6 separate regions of the Homo sapiens genome follow, and regions 1, 2, 3, 4 and 6 are each linked to region 5. The links are chromatin contacts, found by Hi-C or POLR2A ChIA-PET in ENCODE. All regions are on one chromosome and are shown on one strand. Each heading gives the region's core, a stretch centred on a gene start or an enhancer-like site at or near the end of the contact. The rest is flanking DNA. Distances are from core to core; before and after follow the strand shown. Region 1 holds the start of DAPP1 (dual adaptor of phosphotyrosine and 3-phosphoinositides 1). Region 2 holds the start of H2AZ1-DT (H2AZ1 divergent transcript). Region 3 holds the start of TRMT10A (tRNA methyltransferase 10A). Region 4 holds the start of SLC39A8 (solute carrier family 39 member 8). Region 5 holds the start of PAPSS1 (3'-phosphoadenosine 5'-phosphosulfate synthase 1). Region 6 holds the start of ADH5 (alcohol dehydrogenase 5 (class III), chi polypeptide).

What was found. A loop is a pair of places that touch in the nucleus more often than their neighbours do. ChIA-PET counts read pairs that join two places held with the same protein, here RNA polymerase II (POLR2A). Pooled maps may share reads with other maps.
Region 1: a map of CD4-positive, alpha-beta memory T cell shows a loop between it and region 5 (16-fold over the local background). The contact joins the promoter of DAPP1 here to the promoter of PAPSS1 in region 5. A Hi-C loop is called at or near these places in 1 of 168 maps with a recorded cell type or tissue (CD4-positive, alpha-beta memory T cell) and 2 of 50 pooled maps. POLR2A ChIA-PET finds 5 or more read pairs at or near these places in 1 of 52 experiments (activated CD4-positive, alpha-beta T cell).
Region 2: a map of CD8-positive, alpha-beta T cell shows a loop between it and region 5 (22-fold over the local background). The contact joins the promoter of H2AZ1-DT here to the promoter of PAPSS1 in region 5. A Hi-C loop is called at or near these places in 1 of 168 maps with a recorded cell type or tissue (CD8-positive, alpha-beta T cell), 3 of 37 single-sample maps with no recorded cell type and 9 of 50 pooled maps. POLR2A ChIA-PET finds 5 or more read pairs at or near these places in 1 of 52 experiments (OCI-LY7).
Region 3: a map of B cell shows a loop between it and region 5 (14-fold over the local background). The contact joins the promoter of TRMT10A here to the promoter of PAPSS1 in region 5. A Hi-C loop is called at or near these places in 2 of 168 maps with a recorded cell type or tissue (B cell and naive thymus-derived CD4-positive, alpha-beta T cell) and 9 of 50 pooled maps.
Region 4: a map of CD4-positive, alpha-beta T cell shows a loop between it and region 5 (8-fold over the local background). The contact joins the promoter of SLC39A8 here to the promoter of PAPSS1 in region 5. A Hi-C loop is called at or near these places in 2 of 168 maps with a recorded cell type or tissue (CD4-positive, alpha-beta T cell and naive thymus-derived CD4-positive, alpha-beta T cell), 1 of 37 single-sample maps with no recorded cell type and 7 of 50 pooled maps.
Region 6: a pooled map shows a loop between it and region 5 (6-fold over the local background). The contact joins the promoter of ADH5 here to the promoter of PAPSS1 in region 5. A Hi-C loop is called at or near these places in 3 of 50 pooled maps. POLR2A ChIA-PET finds 5 or more read pairs at or near these places in 2 of 52 experiments (CD4-positive, alpha-beta memory T cell and activated CD8-positive, alpha-beta T cell).

The regions. Positions count from the first base shown.
Region 1 is chr4:99,815,485-99,818,184 of GRCh38, forward strand. It overlaps DAPP1 (dual adaptor of phosphotyrosine and 3-phosphoinositides 1), which reads left to right and starts at 1,343. Exons shown (of 9, transcript NM_014395.3): 1 at 1,343-1,530. The coding sequence starts at 1,430.
Region 2 is chr4:99,949,035-99,951,839 of GRCh38, forward strand. It overlaps H2AZ1-DT (H2AZ1 divergent transcript), which reads left to right and starts at 1,460. Exons shown (of 4, transcript NR_125923.1): 1 at 1,460-1,646. It overlaps H2AZ1 (H2A.Z variant histone 1), which reads right to left and starts at 1,241. Exons shown (of 5, transcript NM_002106.4): 1 at 1,134-1,241; 2 at 629-706; 3 at 239-352. The coding sequence starts at 1,136. RefSeq lists enhancers at 1-500, 1-31, 1,072-1,161, 1,106-1,710 and silencers at 652-741, 822-871, 1,532-1,581, 1,622-1,831.
Region 3 is chr4:99,562,590-99,565,289 of GRCh38, forward strand. It overlaps TRMT10A (tRNA methyltransferase 10A), which reads right to left and starts at 1,450. Exons shown (of 8, transcript NM_001134665.3): 1 at 1,324-1,450. It also overlaps a transcript of MTTP not described here. RefSeq lists enhancers at 554-1,753, 989-1,118, 1,469-1,528.
Region 4 is chr4:102,344,056-102,346,856 of GRCh38, forward strand. SLC39A8 (solute carrier family 39 member 8) reads right to left here and starts at 1,427. Exons shown (of 9, transcript NM_001135146.2): 1 at 1,290-1,427; 2 at 389-860. The coding sequence starts at 607. RefSeq lists enhancers at 1-9, 1,910-1,959 and a silencer at 480-729.
Region 5 is chr4:107,718,749-107,721,516 of GRCh38, forward strand. PAPSS1 (3'-phosphoadenosine 5'-phosphosulfate synthase 1) reads right to left here and starts at 1,486. Exons shown (of 12, transcript NM_005443.5): 1 at 1,372-1,486. The coding sequence starts at 1,431. RefSeq lists an enhancer at 739-798 and a silencer at 1,429-1,678.
Region 6 is chr4:99,087,372-99,090,077 of GRCh38, forward strand. ADH5 (alcohol dehydrogenase 5 (class III), chi polypeptide) reads right to left here and starts at 1,417. Exons shown (of 9, transcript NM_000671.4): 1 at 1,318-1,417. The coding sequence starts at 1,329. It overlaps LOC100507053 (a long non-coding RNA gene), which reads left to right and starts at 1,486. Exons shown (of 10, transcript NR_037884.1): 1 at 1,486-1,913. RefSeq lists a promoter at 1,362-2,615 and a silencer at 1,400-1,449.

The sequences.
Region 1 (2,700 bases), core at 93-2,592, 7.9 Mb before region 5:
GTTACCCGGGTCTCACCGATCCCGGGTGAACAGTGGTAATAGGGAGGAAGATGAAGGATAGAACCATTGCACAGCAGCCTTTTGCAATCATCTAGTCCTTTAGGAACAGTTCTGCTGTGCTGTTTAGTCCTCAGGCCACACTGTGAGAACAAGTTACAGAGCACTGTGGTGAGTGCTGAATGAGTCAGGGAGTAGAGATAGGAAGAGAGAGAGAGAAAGGGAGAGGGAGAGAGAGACCTGTAGGTACATAGAAAAGGCAGGAAGCAACATATGTCCTTGACTCATTTGATACTGCACTTTGTTCCACTTCCCAAGGATTCAGTCACTGCAATTTACCTTTAGCATTCCAGGCAGATAGAATCCTGCTCTACATATGAATCTGGGCACAAAGCCATGCAGGTGTGAGTAAGCCCATGAAGGAAGTGGCACTCAAAGACTCTAGGAGTTCAGGCCAGGTGCAGTGGCTCATGCCTATAAGCCCAGCACTTTGGGAGGCCGAGGTGAGTGTATCACCTGAGGGTGAAACCCTGTCTCTATAAAAACACAAAAATTAGCAGAGCATGATGACGGGTGCCTGTAATACCAGCTACTTGGGAGGCTGAGGCAGAAGAATCACTTGAACCCTGGGAGGTGGAGGTTGCAGTGATCTCAGGTCATGCCATTACACTCCAGACTGAGTGACAGAGCGAGACTGTCTCAAAAAAAAAAAAAAAAAAAGACTCCAGGAGTTCTAATATGCCCCATTAGGTGGGCACCAGAATGGCCCCTTGTAACTTTTTCCTACCTTCTCCTCTCCTAATTCTTTTTCTGTGGAGGAAACAATAATTGTCTCTGAATCATCCCTATTCGGAGCATTGAGGATATATTAGAAGGTCTGGGTAAACAAGCAGAAATATTGCAAAAGTGCTAAAACATCAAACTTCAGGGTCGAATTTGTGGTTTGCTTCTGCTTTTTCTATCCACTCTAAAGGTGTTCCTGATAGAGAAGCTTCCTCAGTGTTCCCTGTGTTGGTGTGTAAGACAGAAAGAAGATGGGGTAAAAGAGTGCACGCATCCTCCACTACAAACCAGAGGCTGATAGCATTAGGGAGAAGCTAGGGTTTGGCCTCACACAAGCAGTTTGCACTGTTGTCCAATCCCAGGTGGGGTGGTTGCCTCTTCATTTCCTTTGATAGCAACCGCCTGTTGCGTGATGTAGTGTGGGTGTCCTCAGAGGTAGCTACCTAAGTTTGCATACTTCCTGACTGACAGAACACTCCTGCCAGTGCCTCCAGGCCAGGGTGGTGGTGTTGGTGGGAGGAGTAAGTAACCAAGTTTCACTTCCTTGCCTTGGAGACTCAGAGCCATAGCAGGCTGCTGTCTCACAGAGCGAGAAGGTGTCAGGAGCAGCCCAGTTGTGTCTCTCTCTCTACCTCTGTGAAGGGCGCGAATGGGCAGAGCAGAACTTCTAGAAGGGAAGATGAGCACCCAGGATCCCTCAGATCTGTGGAGCAGATCCGATGGAGAGGCTGAGCTGCTCCAGGACTTGGGGTAAGGCAGCAGATCTCCTTTCAAAGTACCTAGTGGGTGGACATTGACTCCGCACTCCCACCTGCATGCTTTGATTAATGACTATCTTCAGTGCCTTGTTGCCCTCTGCCACCTCAACCATTTATTTTTTTCCACTTTATTCATTTGTATCTGTTAAGTATCTTCTTGTCTGGGGCTAATTCCATTGGAAAAGCAGGCATTATTTTTCTAGATGTGAAAACAAGTTGGTTGAGAAAATAGGGAAAAAAATCAAATGTTGGACATTCTTTGAGAAGAGGGACAGAATTGGGATATAGAGGTGATGTTGCCTGGCTTCCTTGATGTTGCTCTGGTTTATGAATAAATGCGCTGTTCAAGAGTTTCTAGCACTGACCCAGGGACAGTAAAAGGACTGTGTTTCTGGTAAGATAAACAGAAAGCTTACCCTACTGTAAGGGAGAGGGACTTTTTCAAAAGACAGAGAATGAGGAAGTTCCTGCAACAGTCTCGCTTGTATATTTCTTTCTCCTGATACTGCATTTGTGAGATTTGATATCGTATGTATGTCCAGAGAGCCAACTTTGAGCCTTTCAGTACCAACAATCCAGGAAGAGGATAAAATTTCTGCTTCAAACAGGTAAGCATAGGTAGGTGGAGTCATTGGAGCTCTGTCTTTAAGAAGGGACCCAGATGACAACTCATCCGGGTATTTAATAAGAAACAAGTATTACACAAGAGAGGAATTGGGGATTTCCCAGAGAAACTGCCTAATGCACTGGGAATATCCCAATGAAGGTGGCTTTGACACCTGTGCATGAGGAGAGGCAAAACCTTTACCTTCTGCCTGGACAAATAGCTCTAACTCTTCATAGCAATCCAATGACATAGGAGCTGTTGTCATCTTCATCTTACAAAGGATGAAAACAAGTACCAAACAGGTTTGAATAACTTGCTTGCTAGTCACACATCAATTACATAGCAAAGCTGGGCATCCAACCTACCACAGGCTATGTCCGAAACCAAAGAAAAACCAAAATAGAGTTGAAATCTCTCTGTGTTAAGGCTGCAGAGATTGTATCTTTTTATGTTGTATTACTGTAAAAGTTTATTAATAATTCCTGTCTTTAGATTATAAAACTGAGGTCTCGGAATTGAACTCTACTTTCATTTGGCAAATCAGATAAAACACCT
Region 2 (2,805 bases), core at 210-2,709, 7.8 Mb before region 5:
GGAATCGTTCCTCACTATCTGACTGGCAAGATATACAGGGGGCACGCAATTTTAATTCCAAGAGCAGAGAACTCAAGCTCAGTAGGATCCTTGTTGAACACCAGCTCCCTCTAGCGTTCTCTTAGGCCTCTCGCCGCGTTCAGGGCCTGGGAGTTTTCTTGCATCACTTTCCTCCTTCCCTCTTGCCGCCTCCCCGCCCCCCAAACCTTCTCCGGATTATAGGCGTTCACCCATTTACCTCTGCGGTGAGGTACTCCAGGATGGCTGCGCTGTACACAGCGGCAGTCGCGCCCACACGTCCATGACTGGTCGTCCTAGATTTTAGGTGTCGATGAATACGGCCCACTGGGAACTTAAATTTTAAGCATACACAAACATAAATGCACAAAAATGAGAACTAGAGATGGGGAAATTATATGCGCGCCAAAGCAAGGGGCACGGGCGCAGCAACGCGTCCCGACATCGAAACACGTGATTCCTCCCCCCCATATTTATCGTATGGGCAGCCCAAGTCGCGACACCGCATCACCCACGCATACACAAAACGCCCATCGAGAGCGATGAATAACAAAAAAGGAAATGCAAAGAAAAACATCATGACTCCCAGACTGCACGAACAACTACTGACCTGCAAGCCGGCTCTCTGCGAGCGGGAAACCGCCTTTGTCTTGGCCTTTCCGGAGTCCTTTCCAGCCTTACCGCCAGCCTGCGGCGCGCACACGCCCGCGAGCGGAGGAGGAACGGAGAATATAGAATTACCAAGGCGGCGCGCCCATCCCCCACCGCGGCGCGTCCCGCCGCGAGCGCGTCCCCGCACCCTGCCGGGGTCTCCGGCCCGCGGCGCGCCGCAGGGGCGACCCCGCCCGTTCGCCCCCCGCCGCGCGCTCGCCACGGCCGCGCGCCTCCGCCCGCCGGCCCCCAGCGGCGCTGCGCGCGCCACCCAACCGTCGCCGCCCGCCGCGAGATCCGAGGCTGCTCCGCTAGCAGCCGACAAAACACCTCCCCCCACTCTTCTAAATCCTGTCTCCGCGCGTTCCCAACCGTCGCCACTTCACCCCCATCCCTCTGTGTAACGGGTTTTTCTCTCGCCGGCAAAAACCCGCGGAGTCATCGAGCGTCTCTGCGAAGTTTACCATTTCGAATTCCGCTGAAGCTCAAGCAAGCAAGGCAGAGAAAAGGCTAATCGGACCCACGGTGAGATCCCACCACCTACTCCTTCGTCGCACCGCGATTCAAACTGCGCTGTCTCCCGCCTTCCCTGCTCCCTTTATACTGCAGAATGTTCCCTCATCCGGGAACTCGGATTGCTCATCCCACCAATGGCTGCCACCCGCCCTCGGGACGCGTCCTTGAGACTTCAGCCAATGAGCAAGCGAAGAAAAGGGTGGAGGGGCGGGCGCTTCTAATCTCAAGCCGCGATTGGGGCGTGGGGGGAGAGGCGGGGGAAGGCGGAGGGATGGGAACGGGGGAGAAGAAGGGCACCGCGGCGGGAGGGAAGAAACAGAGCGAGCTACGCTGCAGGAGCGCAGTTACCAGCCGGCTGCGATCACGTGCCTGGGAGGAGGAGCTGAGACCTCAGGGGAGGGGCGCGCGGTAGCGTCCCGGGTCCCCTAGCAGGGCTCTAGAGACCACGTGAAGTCTCCTCGGTATGTAGCACGCCGCCCCCACCACTCCCAGCCCCATTCCCAGCGCCTCTCGGGCGGAGACCTGCGACCCGCAGCCGCTTTCCGGGGCCCCGGACACCCCTTCCCTACCCTCTCAATCCCTGGCGGCTCCTCCCGTCTGACAGGTGGCGCGAACGCGTCCAGTGAGAGGAGTCTGAGGTTTGCCCTGACGCCTTCCACAGCCTTAGTAGAGATTCCGTGTTTCTTCCGTCTAGGCGAGTCCCCAGCCACCAACAGATCACGACCCGCTGCTCCCACTTTATTTTCAGCCGGGTCTTCCACCTCTCCCTCACTACTTATGAAATCCTCCACGGAATAGTTCTGTGACAGCAAACGGTGAAGCCAAGTCACCTCACTGGTCACGAAACCCTTTTTGTCTATACTTAGGGAGCTTCTGGCGAGGCAGTATTCTTTAATCAAATCATAAACCATATTTTTTGGAGACTACACATCAATGGGTTGTACCTGTAGCCTGGTGTGTAAAGCTCATTTAGTGAAACCTCAGAGCTATTATGTGTCAACTTTTCTACAGTAAGTATTTTGCCACATGACAAATGTTCGGCAAATGTCGATGGAGTAACTCTGACATGATTTTCAGGCAGTTAGAGGGTCCATGCAATGCAATCAGTTGCAAATGATGAGGTTAAAGTAATGGTACTGTACACACAGTACTATCCTTCCAACTAGTAGGTTATTAACACCTATGTACATCTCCAGCTGCTTGGGGACAGTAGTGTCTCAATCTCATTTGCAGTGTTTTAGTGTATTACATTTTTTAACATAATTGAATAGTTTCAATGTGACGAACATTTTGAAACATATACTCTATGCTGGGCATGGTGGCTCACACCTGTAATCCCAGCACTTTGGGAGGCCGAAGCGGGCAGATTACGAGGTCAGGAGTTCAAGACCAGCCTGGCCAACATGGTGACACCCCATCTCTACTAAAAATACAAAAATTAGCCAGGCATGGTGGCGCCCGCCTGTAATCCCAGCTACTCTGGAGGCTGAGGCAGGAGAATTGCTTGAACCCGGGAGGCGGCGGTTGTGGTGAGTCAAGATTGCGCCACTGCACTCAGCCTGGGGAACAGAGCGAGACTTTCTCAACAACAACAACAACAAACATATACTCTGAAGTACT
Region 3 (2,700 bases), core at 200-2,699, 8.2 Mb before region 5:
ATCTCGGCTCACTGCAACCTCTGCCTCCCGGGTTCAAGCGATTCTCCTGCCTCAGCCTCCCGAGTAGCTGGGACTACAGGTGCGCGCTACCACGCCCAGCTAATTTTTGTTATTTTTAGTAGAGACGGGGTTTCACCACGTTGGCCTGGATGGTCTCCATCTCTTGACCTCGTGATCCACCCGCCTCGGCTTCCCAAAGTGCTGGGATTACAGGCATGAGCCACTGCGCCCGGCCTTTCTTGTTTGTTTGAGACGGAGTTTCGCTCTTGTTGCCCAGGCTGGAGTGCAATGGCGCAATCTCGGCTGATTGCAACCTCCGCCTTCTGGGTTCAAGTAGTTCTCCTGCCTCAGCCCCCCCAGTAGCTGGGATTACTGGCATGCGCCACCACGCCCGGCTAATTTTGTATTTTCAGTAGAGACGGGGTTTCACCATGTTGGTCAGGCTGGTCCCGAACTCCTGACCTCAGGTGATCCACCCGCCTTGCCCTCCCGAAGTGCGGGGATTACAGACGTGAGTCACCGCGCCCGGCCAGGAATGCCCTTTTAAAAGACATGCGGACTAAACGTGGAGGAGCGAAAAGCCCTTTGTTCACTTCAGTTGTCAAGCCTTTTGGGCAGAGGGTTGGGAATGGAAGGGGCAGATGAAATTCTTTCAGAAAGTGACAAGTAATGTGTTGCCATCCTCTTCATATCTGTAGAAAAATTCCCAAATTTAAAGTATTTCAGTGAAATCAAGTAACACTTCGATCTTTATAAAACTGTCCTCAGCTCACAGCACCTGCAGCAACTTCCCCTCGGGCTCTCTACATTTCAGAGAGTTCAGCGACGTCAGCCCTTTGCAGGAAAAATGAGGTAAGGCAGCTTTAAAGAGGTAAAGCCCACGGTCTCTAGCCACGAAGTGGCAGGGCCATAACACGCTTTCCGGCCCTTTAGAGTACAGATTTCCCACTGATTCTTTGCAAACTCACTTTTCACATACTACGGGCCGATGGCAACCCCAAAACACACGCCGACGGAAAGCGCCCCACCACGGGGCGGAGCCTCGCCCACTATCCCTTCTAGGCTCCCAGCCAGCAAACGCATTTCAGAGACGGGATTAAGCTGTCTCTGGCGAACCAGGGAGCAGCTGGGTAGGCCGCGGGGGGCGCCTGTCATCGACGTCATTTCCTTCAGCAAGAGCGCCGCAGGAAACCACTTCCACACCACTGCTCCCCTCTCCCCCGGAAGCCCTTGTTGCTAGTAGGGGGCTGCATGGCACGCGCCCCTTTGCGTCCAGAGAATACCATAGTGCGGGGGAGCGCCAACCAGTGCCAGGACACTTACCGAGCTGAAGAGTTGACAGGGAAGTGAAATCTCAGAAAGAAAGCCTTTCTGGGTTGGCCTGGTTACGGCTCACGCTTCCTTCCACAGAAACTTCAATTCCCAGAGGCAGGGGCGGTAGTTACGCAGTGGAGGCTACGGCGGTTGCGTCTTACGTCATCGAACTGCGGCCATTTCGAACCCGCAATGGAAGAAAGGGGAGGGGTTTATGCGGGGCGGGGTCTGGAGTTAGTGTTTTGGGAGTGGGAGGTAGTTACAGTGATGTCTGTTTTTTCCCGTTCAAGAATTAAGTGTGTACCTGCAGACGTGTATTCATTCATATATTCTTGTGAGTATTGGATGAAGGAATTAAGATAGTCCCACTGTTAAAAATGCAAAACAACGAAGAAAGGCTCCTAATTTTTCTGTGTTGAAAATGAGAGAAAAACATCTCTTGCCTATATTATTTTTAATTTATACAGAAAATTACCATATCACATGATTTTACATAACTCAAGTGGAAAATTAAATTCAAAAAGTGAGTCAGATTCACAATAAAATGCATTTAAATTTAGAATCTGTAAGGCTTTTTTATGGCTGAAGTAAAACAGCCATAGCTTTACTCTTTATTCATTCCTTGAGCTATTTTTCCTATGCTGTTTTGCAAAACATCAGATGACATTTCATTGTTTATAATACTTGACCTTATATAATCTTTTGCTATATATAGATCATGTCAACTGAGAGAGAAATGAAATACAACCCCGTAGATTGTCATTTTCTATTTAGTTTTTTTCTCCTCTACTTCTAATAGGTGATTATTGCAGAATTTGAAGGTAAGAATGAGGTTTGCATCTTGAATAGAAGACTGGCTTCTCATATAGAAAGAATTTTGAAGTAAATTATCCTTGAAGATATTTGAACATGTTTAAAGGCTTCAGTGAATAGAAAATTAAATCCAGAATTTGAGATTCTCTAAAAGAGCCGAAATTTCTTTGACTTTAGTTACAAAACTAAAGTCACTCTTGCCATAAGCCCTTAAATTTTACTTGAAACACTGTATCAGCTATAACACTGTTGTGAGTCCCTCTTCTGTTTCTTCCTCATCTCAAACCTAAAAGATCTTTGTTAACTGAGCACTGGCAAAAAAGTCTGGATCCACTTCTGATCTGTTAGTAGGGCATCTTTTTTCAGCTGCCTCCATATGAGGGCAAAGAGTAGCTGAGGGAGGATTAGTAATTGGATATGTAGCCCTTCACATGTAGGTCATTAAATTCAGGCTGGCAAAGTGATGTGCCAAATCTTTCCACAGCTGTTCAGTTGCTCCTATGGGATCTGTTTTATAAATAATTATACAGTTTTTTCAGAGTTAATACCTGGCCTCCTTAGATATTTTAAACA
Region 4 (2,801 bases), core at 177-2,676, 5.4 Mb before region 5:
TAACCTTGTAGGAAGTGTGCGAGCCGTTATCTTTCTGGCAAGATTTAAGTAACTCATTCCTATCTAAAAAGCATCTGTTAAAGTGGCGTCACACCCTCAACTACTTCATAAAGTTTTCTATAAAATGTTAAAATCACCAGAGTCGGACCTCTCAGTTCATCAGGCGTAAAACTGCAGTTTCCGGCTGCCAAATCCCTTAACAACGTTAACCTTTTAATCCTTCAGCCTCGTCTAGTGAAAAGCAAGTGTCACCAGATACCGCCTTCTACTTGAGAAATATAACAAGATTCTTTCTCCTGCACTTTTCCCAAATAAAAACGGCTCATATACAAAGTGAAGTCTAGGGACACCCACAGTACGGAGGGCTGCCCGGACCTGGCGGCCTTACCTGGTTGAAGTGCAGCTGGCCAGGCTCCGGGACGCCCACGCGGGAGGCGGCTCCCATCTGCTCCAGCAAGTGCTGGAGCTGCGCCGCCGACAGGCTCAGATTCGCGCCGAACACGCTCAGCACATCCTCGCTGAAGGCTAGCCCTGGCCCCTCCGCCACTCCTCCGAGGCCGGCGGCCGCCAGCAACAGGAGCCCGGCCACCGCGCGACCCGGGGCCATCCTGGCCTGGGCTTCCCCTTGAGGGCCCGCGACGGGCTGCCGCGCAGAGGGACGCGCGCGGGCGCACTGGCGTCCTTGCCCAAGGGCGGGAGCGTCAGTGCTCGGCGCTGCTCCGAGTCAGAGGTGGCGCGGGACGCCCCTGGTTCTCCGACGCCTTCGAAAGAACAGCAGCTCGCGACCTGCGGGGCATTGAAGTGGCAGCGTAGCCGAGGGGAGCGATAGGCGGAGTGGGCCCCCCGGCCTCCTGGAGAGCCTGAGATAAAGAGGACAAAGGGGGACAGAGATAAAGGCCACCAGGGCACCAGCCGGCAGGCTCCAGAAACGCTGCGTGGCAGTAGCCCTCAAACGCCCGGCCGGGCATGGGGCCAGACGCCCCGGATCCGGGTTTGCAAACGCCCCAGGATTTGCGTACATATGCTCCTCCCGGATATAAAGCCCCAAACCACGCCACTTCTTAGGAAAAACTAAAACCACACTAACTGTAGAACTCCACCTCCTCTTCCTGTCTTTCTGCTTTATTCTCTCCGCCGCAAACTTAGAAGTGAGACGTGCAGTCCCCAAGGAGCTGCAGAAAAGGGCTCTTCCGGAGTCCTGGGGATTGCGCGTTTAAAGGGGACCCTCCCTCTCCCCGGATCTTCTCTGAGCTTGGCAAGTTAATCGGAAGCACTCGCTGGCCTCTCACCTCTCCTATCTGTTTGTTTGTCTGTCTCTGCGTCTTTCTCTCTGCGTGTCAACGTAAGACTCGGTCTCTGGATCTCTCTCTCTTTCTGTCTCCCGCCCCCACAACCTCTGTATCTCTGACAGGTCCGCGGTGAAACTCCGCGATCCGCTCCGGCGCTCTTTACAAATAAGGGGAGGAGGGCCCTGTCCCCGCCTCCGTAGCACGTGGTGACCCATTTCCCCAGCCTGAACTCCCGCGCGCGTCCACGCCGGGGCGCAGGACCGCCGGCCTTCCCTCCGCGGGCGCTGCTCATTCCCAGCATCAGCCATGCCCTCTTCCCCACCCTCACTCCTGAGGGTTACCTGATGCCACCTCCGTGTCGGGGTCCCTAACTCCTCTCTGGTCTCGGGGACGCATGCATCTTTTCGTGATCTTGATGAAACCAACTTGCTGAAATGGAGCCTGGAGACCCTTGCATTGTCTACATAATTAACAGGAATTGCTTTTTTTTCTCACTTCTTAAAATCAGAGGAGAAAGAGGAAATCCAATGGTAGCGGTGGCGGGCTAGCTGAGCCAGCACTGCCCAAGCCGGCCCTTCCTGGCGGGATATCCGCAGATCAGAGGAATGTTTATTTGTTCATATGGGAGCTCAAGAAAAGCTGACTTAGGTGTGATGTCAACAGGTTTGTGTAAAGTGAGTGTGGTGTTTGAGGCAAAGTTTGTATCTGGTGGATATAGTGGTTCAAGTGTAAAGTGAAACCATGCTTCACTGTTAGATGGCTGTGAAAGGAAAATAAATCTTGAGACTTCAAAATCACCAAGCTAAAGGGAAACATCAAGAAGGGACCAGCTTAGGGCAAACCTGCCTGCCATTCTATTCAAATTCATCCCTCTGAGGCTCACCTGAGACAAATGCATATCTGATTGCTTTCTCTTCTCCATCGTTTATGCAAAAAATGCAGATTCACTGGGCCAGACTAAACTGTCTATTGAGTGGAAGGCTGATCATGGCCTCAAAAGAATGCAACCTTTTGTCTCTTGTCTATTATACTTCTAACCTGGAAGCCCCCACTTCCAATTGTCTCACCTTACTGGACTGAACCAATGTACATCTTACACATATTGATTGATGTCTCATGTCTCTCTAAAATATATAAAAGCAAACTGTACCCCCGACCACCTTGGGCACATGTCTCAGGACTTCCTGAGGCTGTGTCAGGGGCACATCCTTAACCTTGCCAAAATAAACTTTCTAAATTGACTGAGACCTGTCTCAGACATTTTGCATTCACGTGACTAAGGACAATAAAAAGAATACAAGATGCCGTTCTTGCCTTTCATCAGGAGAATGCACAGCCTCCTAAAATAGCACATTTTAAAGAGACATTAAGTCTAGACAAAGGGGAAAAGATGGGGAAAGGGAAAAAATCTTAATCTTAGAAGAGGAACCTAAAGACATAACTGCAGAAGAAAGAGACAGGTAGAGAACATTCCCAGAGGCTAAGGATCTAGGCAGACGAAGCTGAAGGATT
Region 5 (2,768 bases), core at 236-2,735:
CATCTGTAAATACCCCAAGTAAGCCAACCTTATTTCCCTAACCGTGAAACACCTTAAGGTAAGAGAAGCGAAACTGAGTCTGAGTTTCAAGGCAGTGGTTTCACCGCACATTCAAATTCATGATCTGTCTTCTTTGTTCATCAAAACAATCCCGTGAAGTACATACTATTATACCCTTAAGTCAACTGAGGTTCGAAAAAGTAAAGTGACTCTCCTCAAGATCACACAGCTAGTAAATGGCAAAGCTGGGATGAGAGACCAGGCCAGGAGTCCAGCGCTCTTTCCACTGTTCTAATTCATCTTTTAAATCTCCTTCCCCTCCTTACCATCTATAGAGTTAAATAAAAGGAGAGAGGAATCAGTAAACAACTCATGATAACAATAACAACAGATGTGGTAAATTAATGACTTCCAAAGAACATTTGCCTGAAATTGCTTGTTTTTTTTTTCTTTGATTCATCTAGGGCAAGTAACGTTTTGGGAGACATTGCATTTAAACCTTATTATTCCATTGGACTGTGAAATAACGTTTCCGTCTAAACTTAAACCAGTGCCTTTCCAGACTCCAAAGATGGGCCCTTCCCTGCTGCACACTTACAAAGGAAGATAAGGCTCTTTCTCATCACAGAGAAATTAAGGAAGTAAGCAACGTTATGAGGACACAGCACTTTACAAAGTCAACTGGCAGTCATTACTAAACGTTATAAAGGACTGGTCCCATACCTGACTGTCACCAGGAATGGAGTCTTCCAAACTCCTACTTGTTAAACATTCCGATTTAACACAGAGACACAAAGAACCTCAGTTCAGGGCAGTCTCAACTCATGAATGACCACATTGTTGGGTACTCTCCTTTCACACTGAAACTCAGAAATGGAAAGACACGGAGATGGACCCAAACCTGGGCCAACCGCACTGGCAGAGCCAAGAAAAACCAAGAACGCGTCGAAGGCGCCCGCCTCCGCCTTCTCTGCACATCTTCAGGCCACTCCAAGGTATGCAGGAAGCTCCTGTTTCTGCAGCCGCAGGTTTCAGCACCCGGAGGTTTCAGCAAGCGCCAGTTCACGGGTGAAGGATTTTCCTGGGGGTCTTACCTGAGCGGAGGCGCTGGGGAGGGGGGGCGTTCTTCCCACGAACGGTGGCTCGGACCGCACGCTGCGCCAAGCTAGGGCGAGATCCCCACCCTGCGCCGCGCCCCTCTGCCTCGCAACCACCCACGGCCCCAGCCGGGAGGCGCCGCAGCCCCGGAACCCACCTCCGCGCTCCTGGAAGGATGGATGCGGAGGAGGCGGGAGAGAGGCGGCGGCTCCGGAACGAGCTGCTCCCACAGCCCCTCCGCTCCTCGCCGTCTCGCCTTCGTCCCCAGCTTACCCAGTTCTGCGCGTTATTGCTCAGTTTGACTTTCTTGCACAGGCTCCCGGGGATCTCCATGACCGCGGAGCGCGCTGAGCAGCCGGGGTTCTCTGCGCCGGGAGGGTAGCAAGAGGAGGGCAGGCCAGCGAGCGGGGCGGGGCTGGAGGGCGGGGCCTCCTCGCGTCGGAGCGGGCGCGCGCTGACTTAAGCACGCGCCCGTGCTCGTGGCCTGGGTTGCGCGGCGCATGCGGCGCGCCTCGGAAATGGGTCCGGGGCAGAGGTCTGTGGGGAAGGGCGAAACGCCGGGATAGAACCGGAGGTAGAAGCTGGGGGCGGAGCTTCAGCGCTCGCGCCGGCGCGGGCGCGCACGGCGCTCCTCCTTCCAGATCCCGATGAAGGGGCGGGGCCTGGAATGCAGTCGTGGAACCTCAGGTGCCTCTGCGGCACCGAGCCTAGCTCTGAGCTAACGCAGATCTCTAAGAGCGAGTACCAGCCGCCGGGAGAAAGGCAAGGGGAGTGCGCGGCTCGCCGCGCGCGGCACTCCCTCAGCAGAGGCTGATTGGGAGGACGCTGACGCGGCCTCTTGCACCTGTGGCTACTCCTCCACAGACCTGGCTGCCGACCTCCTGTCTGCCCCTTCTGTGCCCATGTCACCCTGGCCAAATGTTTTAAATGTTTTACAGCTTTGCAAAGGGAAGAATTGATTTACCGAACAGCTCATTCTCCACATTAAAATTCTACTCAAGACACAATTTTTTTTCTTTTTTTGAGACGGAGTCTTGCTCTGTCGCCCAGGCTGGAGTGCAGTAGTAGGATCTCGGCTCACCGCAACCTCTGCCTCCCGGGTTCAAGCGATTCTCCTGCCTCAGCCTCCCGAGTAGCTGGGACTACAGGCGTGTGCCACCACGCCCGGCTAATTTTTGTATTTTTAGTAGAGACGGGGTTTCACTATGTTGGCCAGGCTGGTCTCGAATTCCTGACCTCATGATCCGCCCGCCTCAGCTTCCCAAAGTGCTGGGATTCCAGGCGTGAGCGACAGCGCCTGGCCTCAAGACACAGTTTTTAAAAAGATATAATAAAAGCCCGATTTCTTGACATCAATAATTAATATCTCAACCTGGATTAGTGATTACTTATAAGGTGCCTCCCTCTCCGCTAGGAGACCCCACTTCGCATCAGATTTCTGTGCAGTGCTTCTTACCGACCTACACCGGAAAGGGGCTTCTGTATTATTAAGAGCTACTCAGGAAATACCTAGAGGACTGAAATCCAGGACCGGGGAGGCCGCAGGTAACCCCGAATAGAACTCCCGCCTACGGAGGACATTTTCAAATTCACCTAATTATTCCAGGGCTAGTTCGTAGGAGGATGGGCTGGGGGCATGACAGAGTTTCCTCCAGGAGTTATCTTCCCCA
Region 6 (2,706 bases), core at 167-2,666, 8.6 Mb before region 5:
AAACTCCGTCTGAACTGGCGGGGGAGGGGGGGGGGAGGGAAATGGCCTCTGTAAATTGGTGAGGTTGGAAATGTGGAAATGATCGTTTTTAAAATTAAATTGCAGATATTAAATCTCATAGTACAAAGAATCAGACACTGCATTAGAACCTTTTTCATTTCAATGTGCCATAAATTTCAACTCCACAAGTCAGATTCAGAATACTAACAATTAAGTTATGCAACATAGGAATCCAAAGAAACAAGAATACTAAATTTGATGGCCTGCTCCCCTTTAAAAAATGTCTTAATGGAGCCTAACCTTTTCCTTTTACTGACAATTCTAAGCAAAACAAAGCCCCACTCTAAATCCGCGGGAAATGGCCCTACTTCAACATTTGAACTATAGTAACAATTATAATCTTTCACCTTCTCTGAATAAAGACACTCAGTAATAAGGAAAAGCAACTACCAGTTTAAGTCTGAAAGACTGTTTAGAGTTTATTTCTTTCAAACTCCAATATGTTTAAGGCCATTTGTCTTACTAGAAAATGTCCAAAATTGCAAAACATTAAAATAATCAGCAACTTTAGACTGAGTATGTTATTCGTAATTTCTGCCTTTCTTTACTGTCTAATTTGTATTTTATGAATTTGTCATAGAGGAGCAGACCTGGGTCGGAATCCCAGCTCGCCATCGTTGGTGTGACCAAGCACAACCAACCTCAAACCTCAGTTTTTGGTAAGATGGGGATAACACCTCGCAGAGGTGTTTGTTACGTGAGGACTAGAGGGAATATAAATCTCTTGGTATTTAAGTGCTCGAAAATGTTTCTGAAAGGGACGTAGGGGTCTTTCCAAAATACACTCCTTGGAGGCACAATAATTAAGGCGTAGGCTCAATTATGCAACACAAGCAACCTAGGAGTTAGAAGCACGGGATCTGGCTGCAGCTCTGCCAAGTATGCAAGCTGCAAGAATGACCCAGAGCGAGTTACTTAATTTCGTGTAAGAAGCAATGCGTGGCCGCTCCTAAGCCATTTCCACTGGGATACCGACCTGACCAGCCCCTGCCCCCCACTCTCCGGCTCTCCCACCCCCCCACCCCGTTCCGACTGTCCCAGAAGCAGCAAAGAAAGCTGCTTCCCAACTGAAGAGCCGAGACAAAGCTTCCTTCTCTTTCTGCCCCTCTGAGCCGCTCGCTGGGGGCCCAGTTTCAGAACCAAGAGCCAGATCCCGTCTTGGGCGCCGAGCCTCGCGCGCCCCCGAGGATAGCAGCCTAGTCCCATGCCATGCACTCCCTCCCTTGGACTCAGGGCCCTCCGCTCAACGGGCCCTACCTCGTTCGCCATGTTCACGGATTCTGGTCGGCGCGGGGGGCTGACATCCGGGGTGGGCCGCGCAGCGACGGAGGCATGGGCGTGGCGAGCGCCTAGCGAGGGGGGCGGGGCGTGGGGGGGGCTTGCAATGGCTCCAACCGGAAGGGCGGTGCTCGAGCTGTGGTGCGTGCCGCTAAGTTGTGCGTTCCAGGGTGCACTCGCCGGCGAGGCTGCACGGCGCCGGTTTCATTGCTAAAATCCGACGGACTTGTTGCAGAACTCGTTTTTTTTGTCGGGAAAGGGCTTCCCCGTGTAACTTTACAGCAGTTATCGTAGATAAGACTTGCAAATTACAGATGTGGACGGTGAGGGAACGGGAATTTCACTGAAAGCGCCTGAGAACCAGTAAGAGACCTGCAACAGCTTTGTGCTCCACTGGCGAATGCTTCCTCCCCTAATACACATTATGTGTGCTTGGAGACACAAGGAGTAAGATACAGCCCCTCAAGGGACTCGTCATAGGGAGAGGACACAGCTTTGGGAATAAAGGGGCCACAAAGGAGGAGAGAGGAGTTTGCTGAAACTTCCCAAGCTCCCATTCCAGCAGTTCCTGAAGGGTAGGTAGGATTTTGGGGAGACAGTAGAACGTGGGCAGAGAACTTTGGAAGGAGGAGATGAGGAGAACAAAAAGTCTCCTGATCCTGGACAGTTTTTTGTGTTAAGAGTGGGCCAGAGTGTAGAGAGAGAGAATGTAGTATTTGTCGGTTTACTCTTTCTTTGTTTGTTTGAGACGGAGTCTCGCACTGTCGCCCAGGCTGGAGTGCAGTGGCGCGATCTCGGGTCACTGCAACCTCCGCCTCCTAGGTTCAAGTGATTCTCGTGCCTCAGCCTCCTGAGTAGTTGGGATCACAGGCACACGCCACCACGCTGGCTCAATTTTGTATTTTTAGTAGAGATTGGGAGTGGGGGCAGGGGGTTGGTCTCACCATGTATGCCAGTCTGGTCTTGAACTCCTAACCTCAAGTGATTCACCCACCTCAGCCTCCCAAAGTGCTGGGATTACGGGCATGAGCCACCGCACCTGGCCTGCCAGTTTACTCTTAAACTCTGTTGTAAACGCTGAATTTTGTTAAAATAGCTCTGTCAGACACACTGCTCTTTTCTGTCTTTCAGTCTTTTTCTTGGCTCTTTTCCGGGTACATATGGTAAGATTGTCCAAAGTCTTTCCGTCCTTTCACTCCACTCTCTCACTCACACTTTGGCTTTTAACGTCTATTTATGGAAAGATGACTACCAGATTATTATCTCCAATCAGGATGGCTCCCCTAAACTCCAGACTTGGACATGTAACTGCCTACTGGATTTCTGTCTCCATTAGGATATCTCACAATCGAATGCAACTCCTAAAAC